Regions from separate parts of the Homo sapiens genome. Here region 1 is linked to region 2. Evidence: chromatin contacts called from ENCODE Hi-C or POLR2A ChIA-PET data. All regions are on one chromosome and are shown on one strand. The core of a region is the stretch at or near the end of the contact, and the rest is flanking DNA. Distances in the headings are between cores, read along the strand shown. Region 1 overlaps LINC01599 (long intergenic non-protein coding RNA 1599). Region 2 holds the start of DMAC2L (distal membrane arm assembly component 2 like).

What was found. Hi-C counts contacts between places; a loop is a spot of excess contacts on that map. ChIA-PET counts read pairs that join two places held with the same protein, here RNA polymerase II (POLR2A). Pooled maps may share reads with other maps.
Region 1: a loop to region 2 is called in a pooled map, with 9 times the contacts of the local background. The contact joins the enhancer-like site here to the promoter of DMAC2L in region 2. A Hi-C loop is called at or near these places in 1 of 37 single-sample maps with no recorded cell type and 10 of 50 pooled maps. POLR2A ChIA-PET finds 5 or more read pairs at or near these places in 3 of 52 experiments (AG04450, HCT116 and activated naive CD4-positive, alpha-beta T cell).

What each region holds. Positions count from the first base shown.
Region 1 is chr14:50,035,157-50,041,824 of GRCh38, forward strand. LINC01599 (long intergenic non-protein coding RNA 1599) reads right to left here. Exons shown (of 9, transcript NR_131171.1): 5 at 4,236-4,313; 6 at 3,859-4,101. Among named protein-coding and RNA genes, the nearest start is that of LINC01588, 31 kb to the left of the region's middle. RefSeq lists silencers at 2,769-2,858, 3,295-3,589 and an enhancer at 3,449-3,498. Within about 2 kb of position 3,760, at least 16 of the 41 ENCODE cell types and tissues checked have a DNase peak (open chromatin) inside an H3K27ac peak, as active enhancers do.
Region 2 is chr14:50,309,005-50,315,811 of GRCh38, forward strand. DMAC2L (distal membrane arm assembly component 2 like) reads left to right here and starts at 3,320. Exons shown (of 6, transcript NM_001382507.1): 1 at 3,320-3,385; 2 at 5,587-5,622. It overlaps L2HGDH (L-2-hydroxyglutarate dehydrogenase), which reads right to left and starts at 3,225. Exons shown (of 10, transcript NM_024884.3): 1 at 3,007-3,225. The coding sequence starts at 3,146. RefSeq lists silencers at 3,285-3,414, 3,475-3,704.

The DNA.
Region 1 (6,668 bases), core at 2,510-5,009, 270 kb before region 2:
TCCCGATGTGAGGCTACAGGGAAATCGCTTGACTCCAGTGGCTGTCACCAAACTCCTCTGTTCTTTGGTACTTGAAGGATCTTGCCTGAGTTTGCTAGGGCTACCCCGACAAGTTATCACAAACTAGGTGACATAACCAACAGAAATTTGTCTTCTCAGAGTTCTAGAAGCTAGAGGTGCAAGATCAAGGTGTTGGCAGGGCTGGCTCCCCTGAGGGCTGAGAGGGAGAATCTGTTGGATGCCTTTCCCATGCTTCTGGTGGTTTGCTGGCAATCTCTGGTATTCCTTGGCTTGTTGAAGCACCACCCTGACCTCTGCCTGTATCTCACATGCTGTTCTCACTGTGGGTGTGTCTGTCCCCACCTTTTCTTTTTTTTCTTTTTTTCTTTTTTTTTTTTTTTTTTTTTTTGAGAAGGAGTCTCACTCTGTCACCCAGGCTGGAATGCAGTGGCTCAATCTCGGCTCACTGCAACCTCTGCCTCCCGGGTTCTTCTGCCTCAGCCTCCCAAGTAGCTGGGACTACAGACGCGTGCCCCTACACCTGGCTAATTTTTGTATTTTTAGTAGAAATGGGGTTTCACCATATTGGACAGGCTGGTCTCAAACTCCTGACCTTGTGATCCGCCCCCTTGGCCTCCCAAAGTCCTGGGATTACAGACATGAGCCGCCACCGCACCCGGCCAAATTTCCCCTTTTCATAAGGACAGGAGTTATATTAGATTAGGGCTGACCTTAATGACCACATTTTAACTTGATTACCTCTGTAAAGACTATCTCCAAATAAGGCCATAGTCTGAGGTACTGGGGTTTAAGCCTTCAACTTTTTTTTTGAGGCAGGGGCAGAGGGGACAGAATTCTATGCATCCCCAGCCTCACCGCACCCAAAGCCAGCATGCTGAGGCCTGCAATCACCCCAGACAGCCCCAAAGGTTTGTAACTAAACATGCTGACCTTCTCCCCTTGACTCTTGATGTTTTGGATTTGGTTAGCCAGAGGCTGGGGAAACAGATCCATTAAATTCTGCGTAGCTTGAAAAACCCATCTGCGTAGCTTGAAAAACCCAAGGCAGGGCAGGTCAGTGAAAGCACCTCCAATAATTCTTGTGGATTCTCTAAAAGGGTATGATTTTTCCAGCTCTGCCTGAGTATTGTAACTCTTCACACTTTCTTGGGAAGGGTGAGAATGGACAGGAAAGACCAGTTGCTTTGCTGGACTTTGTGTGATTCCCTGCGGCAGGACCTTTGCCAGGGCAGCCACTGAGGGAAGGTAGCCAAGACTTGGAGCACCTTCGGGCTGTGAGCCTCATTCATTCCTGGAGGCAAAAGTGCCCAGGGCAGGCCTAGCTCTGGTGTGGGAGTCAGGAAAGAGAGGAGGTGCAGGGCCGAGGGGAGGATAAGGGGATCAAGGAGGTGATGAAGGAGGCTGGGAAAATAGCTATTGTAATCACAGACTTTTCTATAAAATAGGTAATTTATGTGTAGTGCAGAACAATGATCTTTTCATTAAGCTGAAAAGAAGCTGTGTATAGTAGTTAGGATTATATTTGGCTGTGTGTGACAGAAAATGTCAAAGTAATAGATGCTTTTTTAAAAATTGACCCTTATTTCTCCCTTTTACAAAAGAAGTCGGGAATTAGGCAATCCAGGGCTGGTATGGCAGCCCAAGGCCATCAGGGAAGGAGGCTCCATGTAATACGCTGACCCTCCAACCTTAGCATGTCTCGTCCCTAATGGCTTTTCAGCCTCCAGCCAGGTACCAGGTAGCAGGAAAGGGCCTTCTCAGAGGCCCCGCATATTACCTCTGCTGACATCTCATTGGCCAGAACATAGTAAGGTGGCCACATAATCTTTTCTCTGGGTAGCTATGTACCTAGCAAAAACTGGGGACTTGTTATTAAGAAAAGACAAAAAGTTGGAGACCTACAGTGGTCTCCACTACACTGTATATGAAGGCAAGACAGTTAATTTCTACCTAAATTCCCAAATGTATCCTCAGGAAGAGAATGTTTCTGAAGCATGAATTCTTTGTGCATTGGAGGATCTTCCCTTTCAACCTTCAATTGCACTGCGTGAAAACCACTCCTCAGGTTCTCAGCTTCAACCTCACTTTCTCAAGGAACCCTCCTCAGGCCCCTCAGTCTGCATTAGGCTTCCCTGTTTTATGCTCCCATTGCACCTTATGCTTCTGCTTCAAAGCCTCTGCACCCTGGTCATTATTGACTCATCTGGAATTATGTGTGTAAGGGCTGTCTTGCCTGTAATCTAAACTGTAAGCTCCCTGAGGGCAGACTCTGCTTCACCCTCCACTGTCTTCCAATGTGTGGCACCTAGTAGGCCCTCAATAAGTATTTGTTAAGTGATTGAGTGATTAGAATATGAGAGAGACCCCAGATTCAAGGCCATTTCCACCGAGACCTTTTTTTTTTTTTTTTTTTTTTTGAGACAGAGTTTTGTTCTTGTTGCCCAGGCTGGAGTGCAGTGGCGCGATCTCGGCTCACTGCAACCTCCACCTTCTGGTTTCAAGCAATTCTCCTGCCTCAGCCTCCCAAGTAGCTGGGATTACAGGCATCTGCCACCACGCCCAGCTAATTTTTGTATTTTTAGTAGAGACGGGGTTTCACCATGTTGGCCATGCTGGTCTCAAACTCCTGACCTCGTGATCTGCCCATCTCAGCCTCCCAAAGTGCTGGGATTACAGGTGTGAGCCTCTGCACCCGGCCAACCTTTTCTTTCTTTAACTAGACTTCCCTGGCTGAGACCAAGACAAAACCAGATTCCCCTGAGCTGTGCACCTGCCGGGACTGGAGCAGCCCAAATGCCCATGGGAGGGCTGTTGACTGGGGCTGTCAGACCAGGCTCTCCGAGGAGGACTCCCACACCCACAGCCAACTCCACTTTACAAAACCAGCTCCAGCCAGAAGTATGCTCGGGGGGGCAGGAGAACAGAAACTGCAGTAGTGTGGGTGGATTTTAAATCTGCAAATGCAACTGGCTGCCCAATGTTTGGGAGATAAAATAGGTCACTATCCTCCCCTTGGTTCGGCGTCACTCCCAGGCCCTAAAGGGGAGGGAAGAATTTTGTGATCTTTGCTGTCACAGGCTATGGACAAATTTGGTTATGTTCAGCTTTACAAGAGCTGCCCGCCCACCTGACTCTTGTTCACAAGACCCCTAAAAATCAGAAAAAGATCAGTCCAGGCTGTTCAGAGTTGGATGGGGAATCTTCCTGAGGACAGTTTTTAAAGAGTCCATTTTGACACCAGCCAAGACAAAAGCCAGGACCCAGAGTCTAGACAGCTCCCAAGCCTGCCGTTTTCAACTTGGCCTTAGGATGGAGTCTTCTGTTCTCTGGCAATGAATGACAGGCTTTTAAAGGAGTGACAAAGAGCAAGCCCTGGAGAGAGCCCCATGAGGCCTTGGGGTAAGGGCTTCCAGGACTGTTCATGAGAAGCTGTGCATGTCTCCCTCCAGCTTCCCCAGATGAGACACCAAGATTGAGAAGTGAAGAGTCATCTCCAATTTGGCAGACATCCTGACCCTCCACACTCACCATTCTGATATTTAGTCATTACCATCCTGGCATAGTTAACCACTTCTCCTTCTGACTGAGAAGCTGAAAGTGATATTCAGCCTGGGTGTGATGTGGGGATTTTCTGGGACAGGGCGGAGATGATGAGATGCTGGAGTTGCATGAGCTGGTCATTACAGTCAAGACTTGTGAACCAGTTGTGAAACCCTTGGTAACCTGAAATCTGCTATGGTGGGAGTATTTACACTACAGAAATTGGCCAATGCTGCAAATCAGGGTTTCTTTCTTTTTTCAGTGAGACACTGCACCAGCACACACTGCATTACTCACGCAGGAGGAGCTCTGGGAGGGCGGGAGAAAACCATGGGTGAGCAGAGTTGAGGATGTTTGGTGCTTCCCCTGATGGCTTCATCATGTCATCTTTCTTGGCTCTTCATGGTCAGTGTTTTCTCCGTGGAAACACCAAGAGATTCTACCTCTGCTCCGTCAGCAAACAAGGAAGTCATTGATTTTCATGGCCCCTGTGCTAGAGAACTCCAAGAGCCCAACTTCTTCAAGCAGCAGGCCCATTTTCTGGTGGAGAAGAGAGAAGGCAAAGCCAGGGAAGGGCATTTAATAGTGACAACTCAGCGAAAAGTAGAGGCAGCCCAATGATCAAAGGTGTCTTCCTTCAAAGCCCCTGAGTGAAAACAGCAATCCATGCTTACCGATGAAGGCCACAGGTGATGTTTCTTATGTGAGTGCATCCATCTGCTTCAGGTCATATTTTCAGAGGTCATACAAGGCTGAAAGGAAGCAAATCATTTTCATGAGAAGGATAATAAATGAGACCAGGATTGGTATCGAGAAAAGTTTTTAGACATTTCTGAGCTGGCCAGCCTGGGGAAGAAAGTGCTTCTAGATACACAGATTTCCAGGACTCTCCCTGAGAGGGTTAGATTCTGGGGGTCTGCAGATGGGGCCAAGAACCCGTGTTTTAAACAGCCCCTTCCTCACCCCGTGATCCCGCTGATGGCAGCCTGCGGACCGCACTTGGAGGAACTGGTCTAGTGAGGGTCCTCGGAGGGCGTTTTGCAGTGGGTGGAACTGAACTCTGAGTGGGATCTTCCTTCAGTACCTAGGCCCTGCCCTGCCATGGCTATGGATCTTCAGCACTCATCCTTGGGGACTGGTGCTGGGTGTTACGGGAACAGCATAAAAACACAAAACAAAAAAATTCCATTTCTCACCACCGGCGGTGAGAAATGGGGGTGGAGCCTGGAACTGTGGTCACAGGGCTCCAAGAGGAGCAGCCAGGATGCCATTGCACAACCAGCCACCTCTAAGAGAAGCAGGACCAGGCCCAGGGCTAAGCCTTCACAAGCCCTGCCGCCAGCTGCCAGCCACCCTTCCTCCCTGGGAGAGCCAGAAAGGGAAGCATAGTGAAGCCCTACATGGTGGCCTCCATCAACAGGGAGGCCCCTCTCCTCCCTCTGCCGCAGCCATCCTACTTTCGGCCAGAATGTCCCAGGGCCAAACTGAGGACAGGGCGGCCTCTCCAGAATCCTGCCCTTAGGGGCCCTGCCAGAGACTGGTTTTTCTTGTTGGAGGCACCTCTGCACAGTTTGCATTTATAAGGCCTGAAGAACTCATCCCAAGAACCCAAGCCCACTTGCAAAGATGGGATAGAGAAGGGGCATGGCATTCCACAGATGGGCTCACTCTGGAGAGGAGCTACTGACCCAGCAGCAGTTCCCCCTCCCTCACCCCTGCTCACCACCCCAGGAAGACATCCGAATCCCCATCAAATGGTCCCTGCCAAGAGCATCGTGGTAACATGGGGAAAGAGAGGATGCTAAGTTGCCCCTCTGCCCACTGGACTCCGTCTCATCTGAGGAGAATTCCACAGCAGCCCCTTCTGGGCTGTGCTCTTTATGTCTCTAAGCCACTTCCTGTTTCCTTTTCTAGGTCATAAGCCAGGCTTATAGTTGGTGTGAGTCACTTACCTAGGAAGCCCAGAGCACACGGCTGCCTCTCAGGGAGGGAGCAAAGGATACAGCTTAGAAGTGCAAGGCACTGGTTTGCTCCTAAAACACATAGATTGTCCTAGACTTTTAGCAGTGCTGTGTACCATGGCCCCCAAGCAACGCACGCCTGGGAGATCCGTGATTTGCCCAATTTGCGTTCCTCTGCTGATGCCAGGCTTTCAGTTCCCAGGAGGCACCGGACAAGCGTAGTTTTGCAAATGAAACATTGCTTTGCCAAGGGGCTAGGCCTATCAGACAATCATCAGGCAACAGCCAGCAGGCCCTGTGAAAGTCATGGCCAAGAAGCCATTCAAAAGCATTGTCTTCTAGTAACTAAATTTCAAATCCAGGGGGAAACCACAGCTCAGACATCGGCCAGTGTTCAGCAATCTGGATTCACAGGGAAACGGACAGGAATAGATTCTGCACAAGTCTATTGTGCATTGTTTTCCCTTCATGACATCTAGGCAGTTTATTCCTCCTGACTTCCACTACTCACTGCATGAGGATTATTCTGTGGAAACCAGAGTACTAAGGACGAGGCGCTGGATGATTTGGTCAAAGTCAAATGTGCCAAGTCAGCATCGAGCAGCTATTTTTGCCTTCCAATTCCATTCCCTGAACTTTTTTTCTGTGAAAGTGTCTTGTAAGCTGGAACACACCTGAGGTGGCAGAGGAAAAGCAGAGTTCGAATCTCTTCCCCAGGCCTCTGAGTGAGTTTTGCATTCAGGGATGATACTGGGGCAAGGGGCTTGAAAGGTCCTGATGTTGCTGACACCCACATAAAACACTTTCTGCAGCAGGGAAGGGAAGGGGAGAGGAAAGAACAGGCAGAGAAAGACCCAGAAACTCAGATCAGCCTAGGATGAGGGTAGCTGTCCTGAAAACAATCAGAAATCCAGAGTCCTGACTCTCCAGCAGGTATGGTCTTGATCCTAGTGAGATTATCTTCAAAGAGAAAACAAACTCTAGTCATGCAGAGAAGCAGCATTGTTCCATGCAGATCTATAAAAAACAACAGAAAGAGCATCATCCCCTTAATTATTGAGGGAATAGGAAAATAGGAATCCGCATACCCTGCTGTTGAGAATATAAACTGGAAAAACTGAGGTGGGGAATCAGTTGAGGCCAGGA
Region 2 (6,807 bases), core at 2,070-4,569:
CCAATCTCCAAAGGCTTGTTTTGAGAGTTCTTTATGTATTTTGTGTATTAGTCCTTTGGGAGATATGCAGTTGCTGGTATTTTTTTCCCACGTCTTGGTAGTTTTTTCATTCTCTTAACAGTCTTTTGCAGAGCAAAAGTTTTTCATTTTGATGAAGTCCATTTTGTCAATTTTTTTCTTTTAGAGATCATGCTTTTGATGTCATCTCTATGTCCAAAGATCTTGTCCTTTTTCTAAAAGTTTTATACTGAATATTTGGTGATATAAAAAATTTCAGGCCGGGTGCAGTGGCTCATGCCTGTAATCCCAATACTTTGGGAGGCTGAGGCGGGTGGATCACCTGAGGTCAGGAGTTTGAGACCAGCCTGGCCAACACGGTGAAACCCTATCTCTACTCAAAATACAAAATCAGCTGGGCGTGGTGGCACATGCCTGTAATCCCAGCTACTCAGGAGGCTGAGGCAGGAGAATCCCTTCAACCTAGGAGACAGAGGTTGCAGTGAGCCAAGATCATGCCACTGTACTCCAGCCTGGGTGACAAAGCGAGACTTCGTGTTAAAAAAAAAAAAAAATTTAGATTCACAGTTGCCAAGAGTTAGGAAGAATGGAGAGGAAGGTGTGAATATAAAGAGATAGGTAACACAACAGATAACCTTGTGGCAATAGAATATTTTTATACCACCCTTTTTTTTTTTTTTAAGAGAGTCTTGCTCTGTTGTCCAGGCTTCAGCGCGGCGGTGTAATCACAGGTCACCACACCTTCAACCTCCTGGGCTCAAGCGATCCTCCTGCCTCAGCCCCACAAGTGGCTGGGACTACAGGAGCAAGCCACCACACCTGGCTAATTATTTTTTAATTTTTTTGTAGAGCAGGGGTTTTGCCGTCTCCCTTTGTTGCCCAGGCTGGTCTCCAACTCTGAGGCTCAACCTATCCTCCCACCTCGGCCTCCCAAAGTGCTGAGATTATAGGCATGAGCCAGCATGCCTGGCCACATTTTCATATCTTAATTGAGGTGGTAGTTACACAAATTAATACATATGATTAAACTGCATAGAACTAAACACACACACACACACGAATATATGTAAAACTGATGAAAGCTGAACAATGTCCGTGGATTTTGCCAATATCAATTTCCTAGTTTTGATATTGTACTATAGTTATATAAGATGTTTTCATTGGGGTAAATGGGGTGAAGGGTACATGGGATCTCTTTGTACTGTTTATTTATTTTTATTTTTTATTTTGTAGAGAAGGGATCTTATATTTTGCCCAGGCTGGTCTCAAACTTCTGGGCTCAAGTGATCCTCCTGCCTCAGCCTCCCAAAGCACTGGGATTACAGGCCTGAGTCACCACGCTTGGCCTGTACTATTTTTGCAATTTCCAATGGATCTATAATTACTTCAAAATAAAAGTATAGGCCAGGCACGGTGGCTCACACCTGTAATCTCAGCACTTTGGGTGGCTGAAGAGGGAGGTTCACTTGAGGCCAGGGGTTCGAGACCACCCTGGGCAACGTCTCTACAAAAAAATAGGAAAATAATTAGCTGCCTGTGGTCCCAGCTCCTGGAGGACAGGAAGCATTGGGGAGGGGGGCTGAGGAGGGAGGATCGCTTGAGCCCAGGAGGGTGGAGGCTGCAGTGAGCTATGATTGTGCCACTGCACTCCAGCCTTGGCAACACAGTGAGACCCTGACTCCAAAAATTTTTTAAAAAAACATTTTAAGTATAAACAAAACTTTCACTAGCCCTACTTTTCTTTCCTTAAGAAAAGCTTCCCAAAAGAACTGTCCACATGCCCCATAACAAATCACAATCGCTATTACTGGTATCCCACTCTACTCCCCCTATCCACCAACACGCAGCAGCCAGAGTCAACTTTTAGAACATCAACATTTAATTATTAGCCTCTTCTTTTTTTCTTTTCTTTTCTTTTTTTTTTTTTTTTTTTTTTTGCGAGACAGAGTCTTGCTCTGTCGCCCAGGCTGGAGTGCAATGGTGCGATCTCAGCTTACTGCAATCTCCGCCTCCCAGGTTCAAGCGATTCTCCTAAGGCTCCGGAGTAGTTGGGATTACAGGCGCCCACCACCACGCCAGGCTAATTTTTTTGTATTTTTAGTAGAGACGGGGTTTCACCATGTTGGTTAGGCTGGTCTCCAACTTCTGACCTCAGGCGATCCGCCCGCCTCGGCCTCCTAAAGCGTAGCCTCTTCTTAAAACCCTTTTAAATAGCTTCCCGTGGCTCTTAGAATAAAAGTCAACGTGTGGTTAAAATAAACTAAAAACCTTGCTGTGATGTAGTCCTTCTGGGTCATTCCACACCATATGTCTTCCACTAAACTTCAGTCACACTCATATGGCCCACCTTCTAGTCGTCAAAATAGCCAAAACCTCTCCAAGCCTTACAGCCTTCACACAAACTGTTTCTTCTACAGAGGACAGAGAAAGACAATGGTTTCGAATGTGACGTCCAAACTATAAATCACAGGACACTGAATTCTGCGGGCTTTCATTAGCATAAGAGCTGCCTCCGACGGGGGCAACACTATGCGGGGTGTGCCAGGAACTGATTTAAGACTGTATTCAGATCTTCCAAGCAACGCCAAAGACTCCAGCTTATAAAGAGCATATTTGATTGCTTATACTGTGTGCTAGGTCCTTTTATCCTTCAAATGACCACCTACAGGAGAGACTAAGGTCCAATTCACAACTGAGCCTTTAAGGAGGTTAAGTAACTAGCCCAGAGTTCAACAGAAAGTGGACGGGTTGTTCAAAGCCAGAGCTACTCCCGACCTCTACTCTATACACTGCCTTTCCTCCGGCCCGTAAATACAACGAATGAACCTGCAGGTTGGTAGCTCCTGGGATCCGAGGTTGGAGTGCCACAGGACCCCAACCTGCTCTCACCCCGGGACAGGGAAATACGAACAGGGGCACAGGTCCACCACCAGGTGCCTCCGCGAGGGGCAGCAGCGCAGGCGGCGGGGAGGACCAGCGGCCACTCACCTGGTGCTGGCGCTGCGGCTACCTCCACACAGCGGTCTTGGCCTCCCAGACGCGAACCCGCACGCCCCAGGGGAGCCACCGGCGAAAAGCCCGCGGGCCCGTCCGCAGGCACCAACCAAATAACGCAGCGCTGGCACCATCCCCTACGCACGCTCCCCTCCCTCAGCGCTCAGAAGAAGCCACTTGACCCTCCACGGCCGAGGACCCGCGCTCTTTAGCCCCGCCCCTCACGCGGGGGCCAATGAAGTGGCGCGCCTTCGCCCCATGTGGGAGAGGCTGCGGTGGCCAATAGGCGCGCGCGTCGGAGGGCGAAGGGCCGGCCAGGGTGCCGCAGACGCGGGGACGCTGGCTCGCTCCCTCCCTCCCTCCCTCCGACGCTGTGAGTAGAGAAGCTAGGCCCCGAGCCGGGCGGGACTAGGGTGGTGGTTGTGTTCTGCCCTCGCCCGTCGCCAACGCTGGGCTGACTGAAAACCTGGCCCTTTGGGTCGCGCGTCTTCGACCTTCACCGCCATGCGGACATGGGGCCGTGGGAGAAACTCTGGGCGGGATTACGGTGAAAATTCTTGTTTGGGCGGGCCCTGCGGCTTCTTTCTTCCGGCTCGCCCTCGGCCCCGCCCCCGCCCCGCCCCCGCTCCAGCTCCAGCCGGGTCCTCGCTCGGCCCCGCACGCGGCCCGCGGTAGACGGAGGGCCTGGGCACCCACCGTCTCCATCCCGGCCCCAGCCCAGTCGAGCGTCCACTAGAAGGGCGCTCCCTGTCCGGCCCTAATCCTCGCTCCTCACGGAGGCTCTTTGTCACAGCGAAGACTGACAGCCCGCAGTCTTCTGGACTTCTTTTATGGGGCTCCTGGCGGTGCTATTCATTCAGTCATTGATTCGTCTTGTAAATATGGAGCGCCTGCTCTGTACTCGACCCGGCACTGGGTACCGGAAGAACCAGACAGCTCGGTTTTTGCCACCATTTATAAGTCTGTGTCCTTTTCTTGAGTACTGAACCGAGATACAGTTTTAAATGTGCTGTGCGGTCTCTGAGCAGCGACTCACCTGTGCAGGTCACTTCACCTGATTCCCTTTATGTAAAAATGAGGGCGATGGGCTGTGTAATCTCTAAAGGACCTTCTAACTCTTTAAAATTGTCACTGTGCCGGTGTTGCTAACACTCATTCTGTATGCTTGATGGCAGTTTTTAATTTTTAGGGTTAGGACAGCTGAACATAACAAATAGAATTATACAGATTTATTACCAGAAGGACTTCGTGTGCCTCTAAGAATCTTGGTTCCAGTCTTTGGTCAGGTAGCTCCAGGAAATCACTTCACCTCTTTGCCTCAGACCCTCCTCAGTGAACTAGGAATGATAGCAGTGTCTCCCTAGTCTTAGGGCCGTTGAGCGGATTACACGAGATAAGGTCAGCAGGTGTTTAGCACAGTGAAGCATTTGCTACGTGATGACATTTATTATGGTTAAAGGGTTTTACCACCAGAACAGTGGTACATAGTTTGCTTTATTTGTTAAAACAATGTAGAATATTGCCTGCTTGTTCCATCACAGATGAAAAAAAGAGATGGTTATTCAACTTTGTGAGGTAATTGTGGATTTCCATGCAATTGTAAGAATAGAGATTCTGTGTACCCTTTACCCAGTCTTCCCAGTGGTAGCATCTTGCAAAACTAGTACCATATCACAACCAGGTAATTGACATTCACACAATCCATTGATCTCATTCAGATTCCTCATTTTGTATTAGTGTTCTCTGTGTATATTTAGTTCTATATGGTTATCAGGTGTGTAGATTCTTGTATCCACCACCACAGTCAAGGTACAGCCCAGGTCCATCACCACAAGGGTCCCTCCAGTTGCCCTTTTATAACCACAACTTACCTTTGCAGCCCCACCCAATCTATTCTCTGTTTCTAAAATTTTGTTATATCAAGAATGTTACATAAATGTAATTATTGTAATTATACAGTATGTAACTTTTATTGACTCTTTTTCATTCAGCATAATCCCTTGAGATATATCCAAACTGTTACATGTATCAGTAGTTCCTTCCTTTTTATTACTGAGTGGTATTCCATAATGTAGATGTACTACAGTATTGATATGGTTTGGCTGTGTCCCCACCCAAATCTCATCTTGAATTGTAACTCACCATTCCCATGTGTTGTGGGAGGAACCAGGTGGGAGGTGATTGAATTATGGAGGCAGGTCCTTCCTGTGCTGTTCTCCAGATAGTGAATGAGCCTCACAAGATGTGATGGTTTTAAAAACGGGAGGTTTCCCTGCACAAGTTCTTTCTTTGCATGCTGCCATCCATGTAAGATGTGACTTGCTCCTCCTTGCCTTCCACCATGATTGTGAGGCCTCCCCAGCCATGTGGAACTGTAAGTCCATTAAACCTCTTTTTCTTCTCGGTCTCGGGTATGTCTTTATCAGCAGTGTGAAAATGGACTAATACAAGTACATTCAACTGTTCACTCATTGAAGGACATTTGAGTTGTTTCTAGTTTTTAGCTATTGTGAATCAAGCAGCTGTGAACATGAGTGTACAGCCTTTTGTGTGAACCTGTTTTTGTTTCTCTAGGATAAGTGCCCAAGAGTACAATTGCTGGGTCATATGGTAAGTGCATGTTTATTTTTTATTTTTATTTTTGAGACAGGGTTATGCTCTGTTGCCCAGGCTGGAGTGCAGTGGTGCAATCTCAACTCACTGCGGCCTCTGCCTCCTGGTCTCAAGCAATTCTCCTGCCTCAGCCTCCTGAGTAGCTGGGACTATAGGCACATGCCACCACGCCCGGCAAACTCTCATATTTTTAGTAGAGATGCGGTTTCGCCATGTTGACCGGGCTGGTCTTGAACTCCTGACCTCAAGTGATCTGCCTGCCTCAGCCTCCCAAAGTGCTGGGATTACAGGTGTGAGCCACTGCACCCAGCCTATTGTATCATTCTTTTTTATTTATTTGCTTATTTATTTTTTTGAGACAGAGTCTCGCTCTGTCACCCAGGCTGGAGTGCAGTGGCATGATCTCAGCTCACTGCAAGCTCTGCCTCCCGGGTTCACACCATTCTCCTGCTTCAGCCTCCTGAGTAGCTGGGACTATAGGCACCTGCCACTATGCCCGGCTAATTTTTTATATTTTTAGTAGAGACAGGGTTTCACCGTGTTAGCCAGGATGGTCTCAATCTCCTGGCCTCGTGATCCACCCGCCTCGGCCTCCCAAAGTGTTGGGATTACAGGCATGAGCCACTGCGCCCAGCCTATTATGTCATTCTTATGCCTTTGCATCCTCATAGCTTAGCTCCCACTTTTGAGTAAGAACATACGATGTTTGGTTTTCCATTCCTGAGTTACTTCACTTAGAATAATAAACTCCAGGCCAGGTGCAGTGGCTCACGCCTGTAATCCCAGCACTTTGGGAGGCCAAGGCAGGTGGATCACGAGGTCAGGAGATTGAGACCATCTTGGTCAACATGGTGAAACCCCATCTCTACTAAAATACAAAAAATTAGCTGGGCGTGGTGGCATATGCCTGTAATCCCAGCTACTTGGGAGGCTGAGGCAGGGGAATCACTTGAACCTGGGAGGCGGAGGTTGCAGTGAGCTGAGACTGCGCCACTGCACTCCAGCCTGGCGACAGAGCAAGATTCTGTTTCACAAAAAAAAAAAAAAAAAAAAAAAAAAAGAGTAATAAATTCCAATCCTATTCAGGTTGCTGCGAATGCCATTAATTCATTCCCTTTTATGGCTAACTAGTATTCCATCATATATATATACCACAGCTTCTTTATCCACTCATTGATTGAT